2 separate regions of the Mus musculus genome follow, and region 2 is linked to region 1. The links are chromatin contacts, found by Hi-C or POLR2A ChIA-PET in ENCODE. All regions are on one chromosome and are shown on one strand. Each heading gives the region's core, a stretch centred on a gene start or an enhancer-like site at or near the end of the contact. The rest is flanking DNA. Distances are from core to core; before and after follow the strand shown. Region 1 has its middle 32 kb from the start of Gm46751. Region 2 holds the start of Itprid2 (ITPR interacting domain containing 2).

Region 1 (7,338 bases), core at 1,225-3,724:
CCACCCAGCAATATGAAGTTTGTATGTTTTCTCCTAATTTCTTATAGCTGATAGGCTTAAACCTGAGACAGCCTCTTGTTGTGCCTGCCCTTCAAAAAGTTCACAGTGTTCACACTCCAGTGATAAAATATTGCTAAAGATTTACTTTGCATAGTTCCATCCCATGCACACAGTAAACAGAAGGAACTCTGCTGTAGTCTGACTTCTTTTCTATGGCCAAAGAGTTGGAGGGAATTGTTTGAGTAAGTGTCTCTGGGACAGTTCTCTTGCTTTCCGGAAATGAAGACCATATACAAAGACCATGCCTCTGAGAACATAGGCTGGAGAGACCTGAAGATTGTTAAATCACAGGTCTGTTTCTAACAATAGAAGGAGCAGACTGGACTCTAAAGAGAGCTGGTTGCTTCATTTCCTGAATTTTTGATGTCTAACAACAGAAATACTTTGTCTATTTCCTACTTTGTATAACTACTACAAAACTTTTCTTCTACCACAAAGTTAAAAATGATAAACTTAACTTGCTAGTTTTGTGTGGCCTTGCACTTGGGAAGCTGAGGCAGAAAGATCAGAAGCTTGAGACAGCCTGGGCTATAGAGACAGTTCAAGGTATATCGTTAGTCTCAGGCTTGCAAAATCAACAAACTATGGTCTGAAAAGCCTAACCCTGCATACACAACTTCTACTACAGACTTAGTTTGCTGTGAAGCATCATTCTGCACAGCCTTTCCATCGGATGATTCAGACTAGAGATAAAGCAATGTAATTTTGTTTGGGGTTTGTGTGATAACTGAAGAGCTATTACTCAGGAAACAGTGTGGTAACTCCATAGGTTTGTAGAAATCAGAATGAAGAACAAAACTGCATAAAATACTAACTCATGAGGATAATTTTCGAGAACGTTGTTAAGTAACATTCATAGGCTGAGTACTTGTTGAGAGTAGGAAGTGATCGTTTTATGCTGGAATCAAAGAAGAGGACTTTCTCTCACAGCAAACCTACCACCTAGTGCTAAGCAACACCAGACAGCCCTGCTCACTAACAGTCCTGGCCGGCTTCATGCTTCTGCTCAGGACTTAGCTTCAATGTCTCCTCAGCTCATCCCTTTTGCTTTCTGCTATTTTCCCTGCTTCTTCAGTGCCTGGAACACCTGCTTCATTCCTATCAAATTGAAGCAAAACAGTCTCCTTTATCAGGTGCTTTTTGGTTTTTTGTTTTTTATTATTATTATTATTATTATTATTATTTTCTTAAGCACTTTTTTAAAAGATTTATTCATCATTATAAATAAGTACAGTGTAGTTGTCTTCAGATGCACCAGAAGAGGGCATCAGATCCCATTACAGATGGTTGTGAGCCACTATGTGGTTGCTGGGAATTGAACACAGGACCTTTGGAAGAGCAGTCAGTGCTCTTACCCACTGAGCCATCTCGCCAGTCCCTCTTAAGCACATTTTTAACATTTCTCCCAAAACAGAAAAAAAAAAAAAGCCATTGTCTTATAATGACATCTTTTTTTTCCAGTAGAGGTCAGTTTTTTTTTTTAAATTTCCTAAAACTTTATTAACCATTTTTATTGGTTATTTTATTTATTTACATTTCAAATGTTGTCGCTCCTTTCTGGTTTCCCCTTCCAATCCTATAGCCCCTCCCCCTGCTTCTATGAGGGTGCTCCCCACCCATACACCCCTACTGCCTTACCACCCTAGCATTCCCCCTTCCCTGGGGCATCAAGCTTCCACAGGACCAAGTGCCTTTGCTCCCATTGATGCCAGATAAGGCCATCCTCTGATACATATGCAGCTGGAGCCATGGGTCCCTCCATGTGTACTCTTTGGTTGGTGGTTTAGTCCCTGGGAGGAGGTCTGGTTGATTGATATTGTTGTTCTTCCTATGGGTTTGCAAACTCCTTGATTTTCTTCAGTCCTTCCCCTAACTCCTCCACTGGGGTCCCTGTGCTCAGTCCGATGGTTGGCTGTCAGCCTCTTTATCTGTACTGGTCAGGCTCTGGCAGCAAGCACTTCTTGGCATCAACAATAGTGTCTGGGTTTGGTATTTTTTAAAAAGAAGAAAATTCTATTGCTTGCTCTTAAGTTGTTTGCCCCCAATCTCACAGTCATGCAAGATCTTGTAGTTCACTTTAGGTTTTGACAGTTATGTAAGCCAGGAGAACATTCTCGATTGAAAGGTTCTTGAAAGACAGCAAAGATTCATAGCCATGTCTCTCTATTCTTCCTTAAGAATGCTTTAAAGCCCCAGGGCCTGCTGATTCTGCTCTTATACGTCAGTCTGCAGCTACCCTAGGACAAACCACTGTTGCTTTCCCAATAGAAAGTCTGTGAAAACTTCTCAACTCATTGTTGGGAGAAAAAAAGAAAATCTCCCAAGTATTCCCAGAGGGTTGGACGTCAGTGCAGACAGACTGCAAGTCGGTTGCCAGTAGATCAGCATGGTGAAAGTATATGCTCAGGAGTGTGGGCAAGCATCCAATGCCTGACTCCCTGAGCAGCCAGGGGTAAGGATTTACATAACAGAAGGAATTTGGGGACGCAAATGAAGAAGGTTCTAATGAGGCTTGTTTATACAATTTCTTGGAATGTCCCCAGTCAAAGCCAGTTGCCTCCCTGACAGGAGACTTCCTGGCAATTTGTGGCAGCTGACTCTCATAAAGTTCTGTTTTGGTCAGATAAGGGAAGTTTAGATAAGCCTTCTATGTCCATTGTAGCTGTTTTCGCTTTGAAATCTTTATACTGTTTTACAGGGCTATTGGTCTCTAGATTCTCTCCCTAGATCAAGTCTCAGTCTTTATAAATCTGTCTCACATCACAACTAGGGAGGTAACTCCAAAGCAGCTGATCATGGCGCTGCCCTTCTTAAAAACACTTCAGTGGCTTCTCTCTGCCAAGGATTAGGATTTATAATCCTAGATTTACTGCTTGCATACTAAAGCATAAAGAGCCAGAGAGTAAAACTGCATAACTACCTGTAGCCTGGGTGGCAAATGTTGATTCCCATGGAGGAGCAAGGGGTGAGCGAGGCAGGTAAATTACGACCACCAAAAGATAGCCTGTGGGGCCCTTCCACATTTGTATCCATTTCTCAGGTTTTACTTCTAAAAGTCACTGCATTGGGCCGTATGCCAAGCACCGAATCTTTTTTCTCTTCCCTTAAATTTTAATTAACATTTCATTCCTTCAGGGCCTCGGTGAAATGCCTGGCTAAGTTCATAAGCTTATTCATATGAATGTTAAGAAGTTAATGTCCTGTGCATTTCCATGTACAGGGTTCCTATTTTGGCTAAGGCCCTTCATGACTGATTTCACAGGATAGCCGGTGAAGTGAAATGACTCCCAGACTCTAAAGCAACTGGGAAATGAGAATGTGAGCAGTGAGCTATTGTTCTGGTTCTGAATCATAGAGATCTTAGAGGGAAGAAGAATTCTGTTGCCTCTACACAACTGGGACCCCCCCGGAGGCCGCATGCTCGCCTCTATAACCCTATTATGTGGAACAGAAGAAATATTTTTGGCACCTAACTGTGATTTATATTTTTAAGCCCATATAAAAATATAATTTAACATGTCAAAGAATATATCAACTAAAAGTATCCATTGCAGTACGGTCTTAAAAACAAACTTCCACTGTTTTCCAATTGTGTACTATCTAATTTCTTACTCCATAGATTTCCCGTTCTGTGTTCTTCATACAAATGGAGTTAAGATTTTTACCTTCCCTAGTGGTTTCAAAGACCACTGAGCCCCCCTCACTGTTCTGCCTCTGCCTTCCAGCACTAAGATTAGGGTGACTGCTGCCACACCAGGCTTTTTACGTGAGTTCTGGGGATCAAAACTTAGATCTTCCTGCTTGACCAGCAAGAGCTTCACCAACTGAGCCATCTCTTCCCCCTTGAACTTTTGTGTGTTTATAAGAGTATAATTTCTGAAGGCACAGCTTTGGTCCCACTCAACGTATTTTTATCAAAGGTATACCTTTTTCCCCCAGACCATAATCTGTAGACCATGCTGTGGTTCAGAGTTTACACCAGGGGGTTCCTGGCTTGAATAATTGAGGACGGCCAGGCTCCCATGATTTATGCTAACTATATTTTGACATGTGGAATGGAGTGAACACTGCCACTGGGATGGTTTCATTTCAGAGAACTATACGCTGAGGAATCCAGATGGCTTATGAACATGTACTTTGAACATCATCAGTTATGACACATTGGGTGTGTACAGTGTGGTCAGCTCATCATTTATGCCATATACGGCTCTGGCAATTTAATGACTCACTATGGTTAACATCAGAAAATCAGATGTTGTTGCCCGTGTACTATGATGCTACTAAATGCTAACATTTAAGAATATCTGCTTACTTTGAAGATACAGGCCATTTTACACTTTGTTTTTGTTTTTGTTTTTTTTTTTTGTTGTTGTTGTTGTTCTGTTTTGGTTTTTTTGTAAATAGCCTTACTTTTCTGAAGCAGTATCTGGAAAACCTATGCCCAGTTTCTCTCATGATTGTAGTCTCTCGTTCAGACTGCTCTGGTAGTTGTCTAGTGATATGTGAAAGCAAGATGATAGAACACCTTCCCTATTTAGAATGAGGACACTCCAGAATGGCTCAAGTGTTCATAGTTATCAGGTATTCCGTAGGTTCACAGACACTCGCTCTCTGTACTGGGGTAAACAAGGCAGGCATCCATTAGCTTAACCAGCTCCAAGTGGGGCTGATGGCAAAGAAATGTGCTACGGAGCCGTGTACATAGTCCAACAGTTTAAATGGCTTGAAGCTGAAGCTGGAGGATGAGGGGTTTGAGGGAAACCTGGCCCTCGTGGTAAGAGCCTGTCTACAAAGCAAAGACCATTATGGTACTCTGGGGTTATAGAACACTCTCTTGCCCTTTATCACACCCTTCCTCCGTTTGACTCACTAATGGAGGTGAGTCCCTCTTCCCATCTTAGACTAGCACTAAGACTGTTTTCTTAGCCAGTTGTAGCTGTGCACATTTGGAAACCGATGCAGGAGGGCTACAAGTTTGAGGCCAGTCTGTTTGTACATCATAGCAAAATTCCCTCTGAATTAAAGTAAAAATAGGCTAAAGGTATTGTTTGGTGCTAACATGCTCGCAGGGCATGTGTGAGGCCCTGAGGTTAATCTGCAGCACCACAGAAAACAAACAAAGCACCCACTATTTTCTGTTGCTTAATATTTATTATGCCATATTTTCCACATGGCATTGTAAGTGTGTCCCTTGGTTGCCTGTAGCTAATTCTCCATAAATTGACACAGAAGTATTATGAGTATGGCTTGAAACAGTTTCTCATGAATACTGTAATGATTGGGGGGGGGGTTCAACTTTGTTTCTGTTTTGGAGTTTTCCATTTTGTGTGTTTAGAAAAAGTTTTAACGTAAGTTTTGTGTGGATTAAGAAAATGAAAAGATGAGTGGGAAGAAAAGAAGATGTGTTATTCCTACCTGAGGTTTTTTTTTTTTTTTTCCTTCAGTTTTGCCTACCCTGTGATAAGGTATGGAATTTACTTAAAATCAAACCTAGACAACATTGTTTTGAGTCCTAATGGCCCTTTCCTTTAAATGTTGCTGAACTGCCAGTGTCAAAAGGGAGTTACCAGCTTACGTGGTGCCAAGTAGCGAAGGTGGGGCTGCATGGGAATGAGGTTTTGATTAATCAGGTTGTACAATATTACGCTGAGACATGTTGGGAAAGCAATTCAAAATAACGTGTACGCCATATGAAATCACAGGCTAGTGTACACTTTAACAATCTGAGATCACTTGCTATATCCTCTTGGATGTTTATACAGAAATAATGTTAGAGAACATGAGATCTATGTGTGGTATATATATAGGTTTTCATCTAATATTTATGAGCCAAGAAAGAGAGTACAAATCAAGGCCCACATACAATATATGGACTTATTTATCATGATAAATACCTTTAAATGAAATACTTTCTGTTCTTAACACTTCTACCTCAAAAAATGTAGCTCAGAAAATCTTCCAACTTAAGGGTTTTTGGTACATTTGGAGCTCTGTGCTTAAAAAATAGGGCTGTTCAGAGAGCTTGCTCCAAGACCTACAACCTTTCCCCTGCTTCTATGCTGCCCTGTGGCCTTCCTCAAAAGCAAGAGGTCTCAAGCCAGGCGTGATGGTGCACACCTTTAATCCCAGCACTTGGGAGGCAGAGGCAGTCGGATTTCTGAGTTCGAGGCCAGCCTGGTCTACAGAGTGAGTTCCTGGACAGCCAGGGCTACACAGAGAAACCCTGTTTTTTGTGTATTTTGTTTCAATTGTTTAGATATCCATGATCATCTAAATGTTGTGATGAGTAACCCCAAATATGTACATTTTGCATTCTGGAATCATTCACTCTTCCACTCTTCCATCCCCATTAGGTAATACAATGTGATATATATATATATGTGTGTGTGTGTGTGTGTGTGTGTATGTGTGTGTGTAATATCTGTGTATATGTATATATTATATATGTGTGTATATATTTATATGTACATATATGTGTGTGTATGCAATAGAATTTGGCATAGTTCAGGCATGTGTATATATCTGTGTATACTTGAATATGCAAACACCTACCCCTACACTTCAGGCAAATGTGTTTTTAGTCTTCATGCTTGAGCAAATCTTTCTGCCTTCTATTTGATCAAACCCAAAGACCCTGTGATATGCTCAACAGAATAGTGAGTAGCACTCCTCACATACTCTTCTTTACTTTCTGTGGTTACCTGAAGTCTCACAGTTTCCTGTCAAACATTCCTGAGCTTCTTTCCTAGGTCAGTCTGAGGTGTGGATTGTTCAGTGTGTGTGAAGCACTACAAACCCTGCCGGATGCCCAGCTGGCAACAGTTGCAGGAAGTCTTAGTCGACCCTGGACATGTGACCAGGAATGGCCACTTTGAGACCTCTTGCTTTTTTTTTTTTTTTTTTTTTGGTTTGGTTTTATTATACCATATTTTCCACATGGCATTGTAAGTGTTATTTTTACTTATGAGCATAAAAGTTTTGAGATAATATTTCAGCTAGTGTCTGTATTTTGGGAGCAGAGAACTGAAAACCTAGATTATAAGTCATAGGAAAACCTATTAAGCATATTAAGGACAGTAAAGTAATTCCTAGTAAAATGAATCATCAAATGTTTGAGCAGACATTACGTTTACAGCCACATTTAATACTGTGTTTAGTACCTTAAGAAACTTTTAGATAATGAATGTAATATGTTGTGATATGATTTTCTAGAATTTATGAGATGTATTTTACTCTTTCCAGTGTTTAATATCCTTGATTCTGACCACTAGGACTATT
Region 2 (7,338 bases), core at 3,456-5,955, 34 kb after region 1:
TGTACAATATATGTGTGTGTGTCTATTTGTGTGCATGATTAGTGCACATGTTCATGTTCATGCCTGCTCACATGAGAAACAAACATAATGAACACTGTACGCATAAAGAAAGCCTTTAAAATCTACCTGTGTTAGATAGATGTGAGGTATATCCAGACACTAAGACCTAGAAAGTTTTAAATAGGAATACATAATTGTAAACCTACATATAGTAAATTTTTAAGTTCTAAGTGATTTTAGTGGTAAAAACCCCACTCAATCATATATAAAAATACAAGTATTTGAAAATAATCAGATTAGGAAGAAAATGTGGTTCAAAAAATTAATCACATTACAGGATGGTGTTAATACCTGGGAACTTAAGACATTATCCTGTTTTGTCATATATTGCAGAAAAACTGCTATCAGTAAGTACTGTCATGGTGTGGGCATTGGATACAGATCCCATATACCTATGTAAAACCTTGTATGATTAAAAAAGTCTGAGATCTTTAAAAGCAACATTTTCGGGCAAGACTGAGGAGCAAGAGAGAAGAGATGAATCCATACTTGAGTATCTAGACTTCACAGTTGGATTACAAATATTTTGGCCTTTCCATATAGCTGTCCCATATATCCAGTAGGAATATTCCAAAGCCTCCTTTGAGCAGTTTACAAATTCACAAACCAGGTCAAAGGGAGCTTGTTTATTCTGTTACGTAATCTTGCTTCTCCATTGTGGATGAAGAATGGCTGGACACTCTTACCTGTTGCTCAGAAACAAGAGAGAACAGAGTCAGTGAAAAAACAAACAAACAAACAAACAAACAAACAAACACAAACAAAACAGCTGGCTATAAATTCACTGTGGAGAGGGTAAGACTAGTATTATTCAACAAATGTGACCCTAGAACAAGTGGGAAAAGTGGCAAGCCTCCAATGCCCCAACTTCAGAAAATCTGTAATGGGGTAAGTACAGGATTGTGGAGTAAATCATCTCTAAGGCAGTTCTCTTCTCCTATTCAGCCCTCTCCCTCTGAAATGGACTTGATGAAATACAGAAAATACACATGGCAAGTGGCTCTGCTATACTCGTGTTTCCAATAAGGAAAGGCAAACCAATCACTACTACATTTTTACTAGTCTGTAAAGTCAAACATAGTTTGAATTATATACCCGATATGATTTTATTTCTTTAAAATAGGTACAAAACTAGAAATAATAAAACAAAACAATGTTAATGATTAATAATAACTTAATGGAATAGATCAAAGAACTGATTAAAATTAAACTAAGTAGCTTTCAGCAGAGTTTATTTATTATACTTGTTTTATAAGTAAATCATGGGGTGTTTCTGTAGAGTTTATTGATTCATATTGATTGATATTTTTCTTAAATTCTATTTCATTCTATTTGGAAAATATCCCCCCCTGCTATCATGGGAAATGCTAATAGATGTAAAGGGGCCCACAAGGTTTCCTTCTGAAATGAATTTAAGAATCATTGGGCTAAGTACAAGTAAGTCATGTTTGCTTAGCATAAACCTTGAAGATGTCTTATTTGTACAATAAATTTTATACCAATCTCACATAAAATATATTTTGAGAAATTTCCAAACATCTAATGTCAGGATAGATATTGAATAGAAGTGGACAATATAGCAATACAATATGTGGTATTATCCCAAAAAAGGGTAAAAATTATTTGATATAACTACAATTCTGCCATTCAGATCAGACTTTTAATACAAATTTGATTTACATAAATATAACTGAAATATTTGATTTACATAAATATAACTGAAATATATTTATAATTTATAAATATAACTGAAACAGTTTCTTAACTAGAACCAAAAGGCCTCAATTGAACTACAGTCAAAGTAGATCTTATTTTCTAATTTTGAGGCCTATGTTAAAGTTAGAATTTTTATATTATATATCACTTATTATTGAAGCTTTTCCACCTGAAATTTTGTTATTTAATCAGAGTATGTTTTCTGTTCTCCCCTGAATTCATTAAGCTTTTAAGGAACATTTACATAAAAATGGAAATAGAAGAAGCTATTCATTAGTATTAGAATATTCCTCCATATGAAATCGACTTATTTTTGTGTTTTTCAACATAATAACTGCAATGGCCCTAATAAATACCTACTTCAGTTTTTAAAACCCTTGCAGTAACTTGGTAAGGTAGTTATGATTGCAGTTTCACATACGAAGAAAATGATATCCAGAGAGATCAGTTATGTGTAAAAATAGAAGGAAAACATTCAACTTTAGTCTGATACCAAAAGCCTTCCTCTTTCCACTCTACCTTGTTAGGTTAAATTGTCCATTAATATAACTATATTTCTCTTCTTCATAAGCATCAACAAATGAGACAATATTCTTAATTCAGAGTTTATAGTTGCTATACTCTAATTATACTTTCTGGGCTTACTTCCCTTTTTCTTTGACTGTGATTGAATGACCTATAAATTAGAAGCCATACTTCATTACTGCCTTTCCCCAGAATTCTTTGTTCTCTAAAAGTACAAGCAAAGCTAATTAAAAAAAAATAAGCATTGGAGAAAAAACGCAAAGCAGACAAAACCCGAGTTTGTCTCATTTAAAGAAGAACAATAGCAACGGACATCTTGCCTCAAGAGTAGGCAGTATTCTATGTAGACTCAGCATTGTATTGTGGATACATGAAAGATATGAAAATATGGTCCATAATCTCTCATGTTTACAAAGTGGCTGGTAAACTAAACATATTGTCTGGATCTGATCATATTATTTACTGCTTAATCCATTCCCCTCAATGAACAGCGTGTACATTCTGTTGTACATCAAGGAACTGTAAATAGGATGTGATCATGACTGGGGGAGCCACAGAGTGAAGACATCCCGGATCAGCTGGTTCATGCAGGCAGTAGACAGAACAGGAATGATTTAAAAAGCAAGGACAGAGAACCAGCCACAGCACATGGATGTGTCAGAGTGGAAGTTGGAGACAGCAAATGGATGGGACAGAATCCAACAGGGCCCTGGATAAAACTACTGGAGCCAGTGTCCTCTACAGCCTTTGACCAACCACACCAACACTTCTTTAGGCACTTTCTTTTCATCTGTCTCATATTCCACAGGCAGCTGCATTGGAAGGATATGAAAGAGGTACCTTCATCCTTAATATAGAGCTCCTGAAAGTCTAAGACATATTAATAACTAAATGATCCCTTACCAGTGAAAGGTCAAGTCACTGAGTTGCTGGTACCATCCTTGTAGCTCCCCTTACAGTTCACTGTAAGTGCAGGAGGGCCATGATAATGCTGGGATGGCTCCGGGAAGCCAGCTTGGATTTTGGAATTGGTCTTGGGGATATTGATAAACCATCAGGAGTTGTTGTTTCTATCAATGATTAATGATATATTGGGAACTATCAAACATATGGACCATGCTAGAAAGAAGTAAGGACCAAAGACAGGAAGGTCCCTGTGCTACTTTAAAGATGAATAGATTATGTGCAAAGGCCTGCACAAGAAACTAGGTTCCATCTCATCTCAAGGACACTACATTCTGTGTTCCAAAAACTATTTCCTTCATTTATGAATGCACACTTAACTTGGACTTTTATGAACTGCAAATATCTATTTCAAGTGGAAAATTTCTTCCTTAAAATATTATTTATGTAAAAATGTCCTTTTTAGTCAAGAAAAAGCATAAAAATAGACCAAAGCAAAAAACTATTCTCACTTTGCTTGCAGAGTTCAATAAAATGTTGGAAGCTTTCTATATTGTCTGTAGATGGTTTAGGACATTCACTGTTTGATATGTAACACTTTGTCTCAATCTGGATAGAATTTTAATCTTTTTTTCCTCATAGGAAATACAAGTATGATAAAGGGGACGGAGGAAGCTGGGATTTAAGAATTGTTTCAGAAGCTTGGCATGACCTGCTTCTTGTTACATCTTCTAAGTCCCAAATCCAAGCAGTTAGCTTTCTTTATACTCCCAGGTCGCTTTCTTCACTTCCTTTTTTTTTTTTTTTTGTCTGCAGCTTCAATGTGACATACCCACTTTTTTCTCACTGGATTTTCATACCTCACATAACCAGGACACACAGGTTTCTCAAAATGTGCGAGCAACACCAAGGTAAGCTTTGACAAGCTGACAGTACAATCTCACGTCTCTTTCATCCTTGCCCAATCCTGTAGGCATCCTACACTGATTAAGTCTCAGCAGCCCAGTCACTTGTTTGCACGCGGGGGCGTTTTATGAGACTTGGCCTTGGCACTTTACCTCTATTTCTGGACGAGAGAGGAGTTGAGAGAAGGAAAAGCTGTAAAGCAAACAAACAAACAAATCTGGCTCTTTCCTGAGGCCACCGCGAAGGGGCGGTTCGGCTCCTAGCCCGTCAGGACGTGCCCCGCCCCAACTCTCGTCCTCACCTCCCGGCAAGACCGCCACCGGAAGAGGGCGTGGCCTCCGTCGTGGGCGTGGCGCACAGCTGCGAGAGGCTGGACTGTGCATTAGCGGGGGCGTGGCTAGAAAGGGGGCAGGGCGGGGTCTTAGAGTAGGCGGGACCGGGCCGGGCGGGCGCTCGGCGCCTACCCGGCTTGCCGGAGCCACTCGCGCTCCTGCGCCCCGCCAGGCCGGGTTCACGTGAAGCGCCGGCCCTCCGCCCCTCCCTCCCTTCCTTCCCTCCCCCCCTCCCTGTCCCCTCCTCCTGCGGCGCCCGCTCTGGCTCCCCCGGGCCCCCTGCCCGGCTGGGCGCTGACAGCAGCGGCGGGGGTCCCCGCAGCCGCCGCTGTGTCCCGCGCAGGCTCGGGCTGGGCCCGCGGAGCCCCCGGCGCGGCCATGAACCGACCCCTGTCGGCGGAGGCGGAGGAGGAACTGGAGTGGCAAGTGGCGAGTCGCAGGAGGAAGGCCTGGGCCAAGTGCCGCAGCTCCTGGCAGGCGTCGGAGACCGAGGATCTGTCCACAGAGACGACGACGCAGGACGAGGACGAGGACGACGAGGAGGACCTCCCAGGCACGAAGCTGCCGGCACCCGCGGGGCGAGGTCGGTGCGCGGGACAGGGACGTGCGATCAGGGAGGTGGCGTGCTCCGTGCCACCGGGCGCGGGGACCGGACGCCCCCGAACTTTAAATGCGCGCGTGACCCGCGCTTCAGCTCCAGCATGTGCACCTGGCTGCCGGCTGGCTCCCCTGGGTCGGGCGCCGGGAAGGCTCTCGGAGGCTACGGGTTGCCAGGGCAGATTCTCCTGCAAGGGAGTGTCAGGATGGCACAGCCTCTGAGTACTTATGTTTGGGGTCTTTAACGAGCTGTCCCTTCGCTCTACTCCCGCAGGAAACGTGCCCAACGAGAAGATCGCGATATGGCTCAAAGACTGCCGGTAAGTAAAGCGGGGGTTGCCTGGGGGAGAAGCGAGGGGGTTCGACTTCGTCTCTGGGTCCCGTGGTCACTGTAAGCTAGGAACCGGAAAGTGAGCCGGCCGATAGCTTCCTTCTAGAAGCGATTAGAACTGGAAGTGCTGTGGCCGCTGATTATTTGGTGACCGAGTTGACGACTTCAGCAGTCCGGGCATGATGTCAGCAGCAGATCAGAAACTAAAACAGGTCACAGTGATGCTACTTTGGCTGGTCGTGCTTTCTCTTGAAATAATTTTGATGTTTCACAGAACCTTTTATTTTTCTTTATTTTGGCATCTGCATATCTGGCATAGAATCATTTTCCTTTCAAACGTGTTATAGACGAGTTTAATTTACTTAGCTACACTAACTGGGGTTTAATTTGTGTTGTGTGCCTTAGGTCTCTCTGGGGACCTATTAAAACTAGCCAACTTGCTCCTTGGAGTTTAAGTCCTGGGACAGGGTTTTGTCAGATGGCATTGGAATTCGCAGAAGGAAATGGAGCTTTGAAGGCATTCATACTTTATGAGTCTGTTTAGTTACATACTTTGGCAACCTGCACAAAAATGTTTGATAAAATACAGAGGAGATGGGTTTTATTACAAGTAAATTTGACTAAAGTAAAATGTGTTTTACTTCTATTTTTTCCCCCAGTTTATTTGCTCTTTGAAAAACCTTGTGTGTGAAGACTATAACTTTTAAACTTTGGTTGGCATTTGCTTCTGGGCATATTATTGTTTTCGCAAATTATGTTTATCCTAGGGATTATTTGGTTGTTGGTTTTTTTTTTTTTTTCTGTTTCTTTTTGAAAGCTACTCACATATGGAATTATTTTTTTTTTTTTTCCCTGTAAAGACCAATAGCTGTCTCTGTCTTAGTTCATAACTGGAGCCATACTGATTGTTAGCTGCAGAATTTTACTTAGGCATCATAGACTCGTCTGAAATATTATGGGATGTATAGGCATTCCTTTTAAAGATGCACAGAGGCAAATACATTGCTTCAAGACATCTTTAGGTTAACCATCAGCCTCTTTTAACCCCTTGATTTTCAGATGACAAGAATATGGCCTTTACAAAGCACAGTACTATACTGTGTGCCAGGGGCTCGCCATCAAACAGTGTTAGATTAGAAGGCTGAGATTTTTAAATGTACATCTTCAGAACTTTCTAGGAGAGAACTTACAAAGCAGCATCTCTGACGTTTCCACATCAAGGAGGGAACGGAGTAGTCTGTCCTTGCGTTTATTCAGGACTTTAAAGTTTACATCTTGGTCTCATTTAAAATCCACTCCTTAATATGTTATTGGCTTACACTGAAAACAGGTCTTAAAATTTCTAGCGTTTTTATCTCAAGGGGATAGTCGAAGGATTTTTCTTTTTCAAATGTAAGAACAAGAGAAAAATCACATTTCAAAAATGATATATAGGAATTGAGATTGTAGAAGAAATCATATCAAGGAGATGGAAAATAAAAACAGTTTTTAGATAAATGAAGTAGTCTAATGCTAACACTGACCAGGACTCAGGACTGGTCCAGAAAATTCCAGAAGTATCATTGCTAAACTTAATGTGCACAGATTATATAATTATCTAAGGAAACCTGTCGTAGATTTCTTTCTTGTTCATGTACTTACCCCTATTCAATGTACAAGTAGTTTTTGTGTGTACCTGAGATGATCATTAACATAATTTGTATATTGTATGCAGATAGATGATCTGAAAGACATTTTCCTTCCTTGGTAAATTCTGCAATACTGTTTCCTCATTGCTATCCATATTCAGGGTAAAGATGTCATGTTTTTTCTTTTCCAGTGGAGTCTTTATTCTGATAACTATATTGATTTATTTACTAACCAAATGACTTGACACAATGTCTAAGAAGCAGTAGAAGATTCTGGTGGGATTTGGAGGGAGGTGTCCAGAAGTAGAGAACTGCTTTTGAAGAAGTCCAGTTACGTTCT

The links. Hi-C counts contacts between places; a loop is a spot of excess contacts on that map. ChIA-PET counts read pairs that join two places held with the same protein, here RNA polymerase II (POLR2A).
Region 2: POLR2A ChIA-PET joins it to region 1 with 41 read pairs in Patski. The contact joins the promoter of Itprid2 here to the enhancer-like site in region 1. A Hi-C loop is called at or near these places in 1 of 37 maps with a recorded cell type or tissue (heart). POLR2A ChIA-PET finds 5 or more read pairs at or near these places in 3 of 5 experiments (Patski and embryonic stem cell).

Annotation. Positions count from the first base shown.
Region 1 is chr2:79,599,330-79,606,667 of GRCm38, forward strand. It overlaps a transcript of Itprid2 not described here. Among named protein-coding and RNA genes, the nearest start is that of Gm46751, 32 kb to the right of the region's middle. Within about 2 kb of position 2,475, at least 1 of the 3 ENCODE cell types and tissues checked has a DNase peak (open chromatin) inside an H3K27ac peak, as active enhancers do.
Region 2 is chr2:79,630,720-79,638,057 of GRCm38, forward strand. Itprid2 (ITPR interacting domain containing 2) reads left to right here and starts at 4,706. Exons shown (of 18, transcript NM_080558.4): 1 at 4,706-5,025; 2 at 5,314-5,359. The coding sequence starts at 4,821. Gm46751 (a long non-coding RNA gene) reads right to left here and starts at 4,343. Exons shown (of 2, transcript XR_001783386.2): 1 at 4,263-4,343; 2 at 1-746.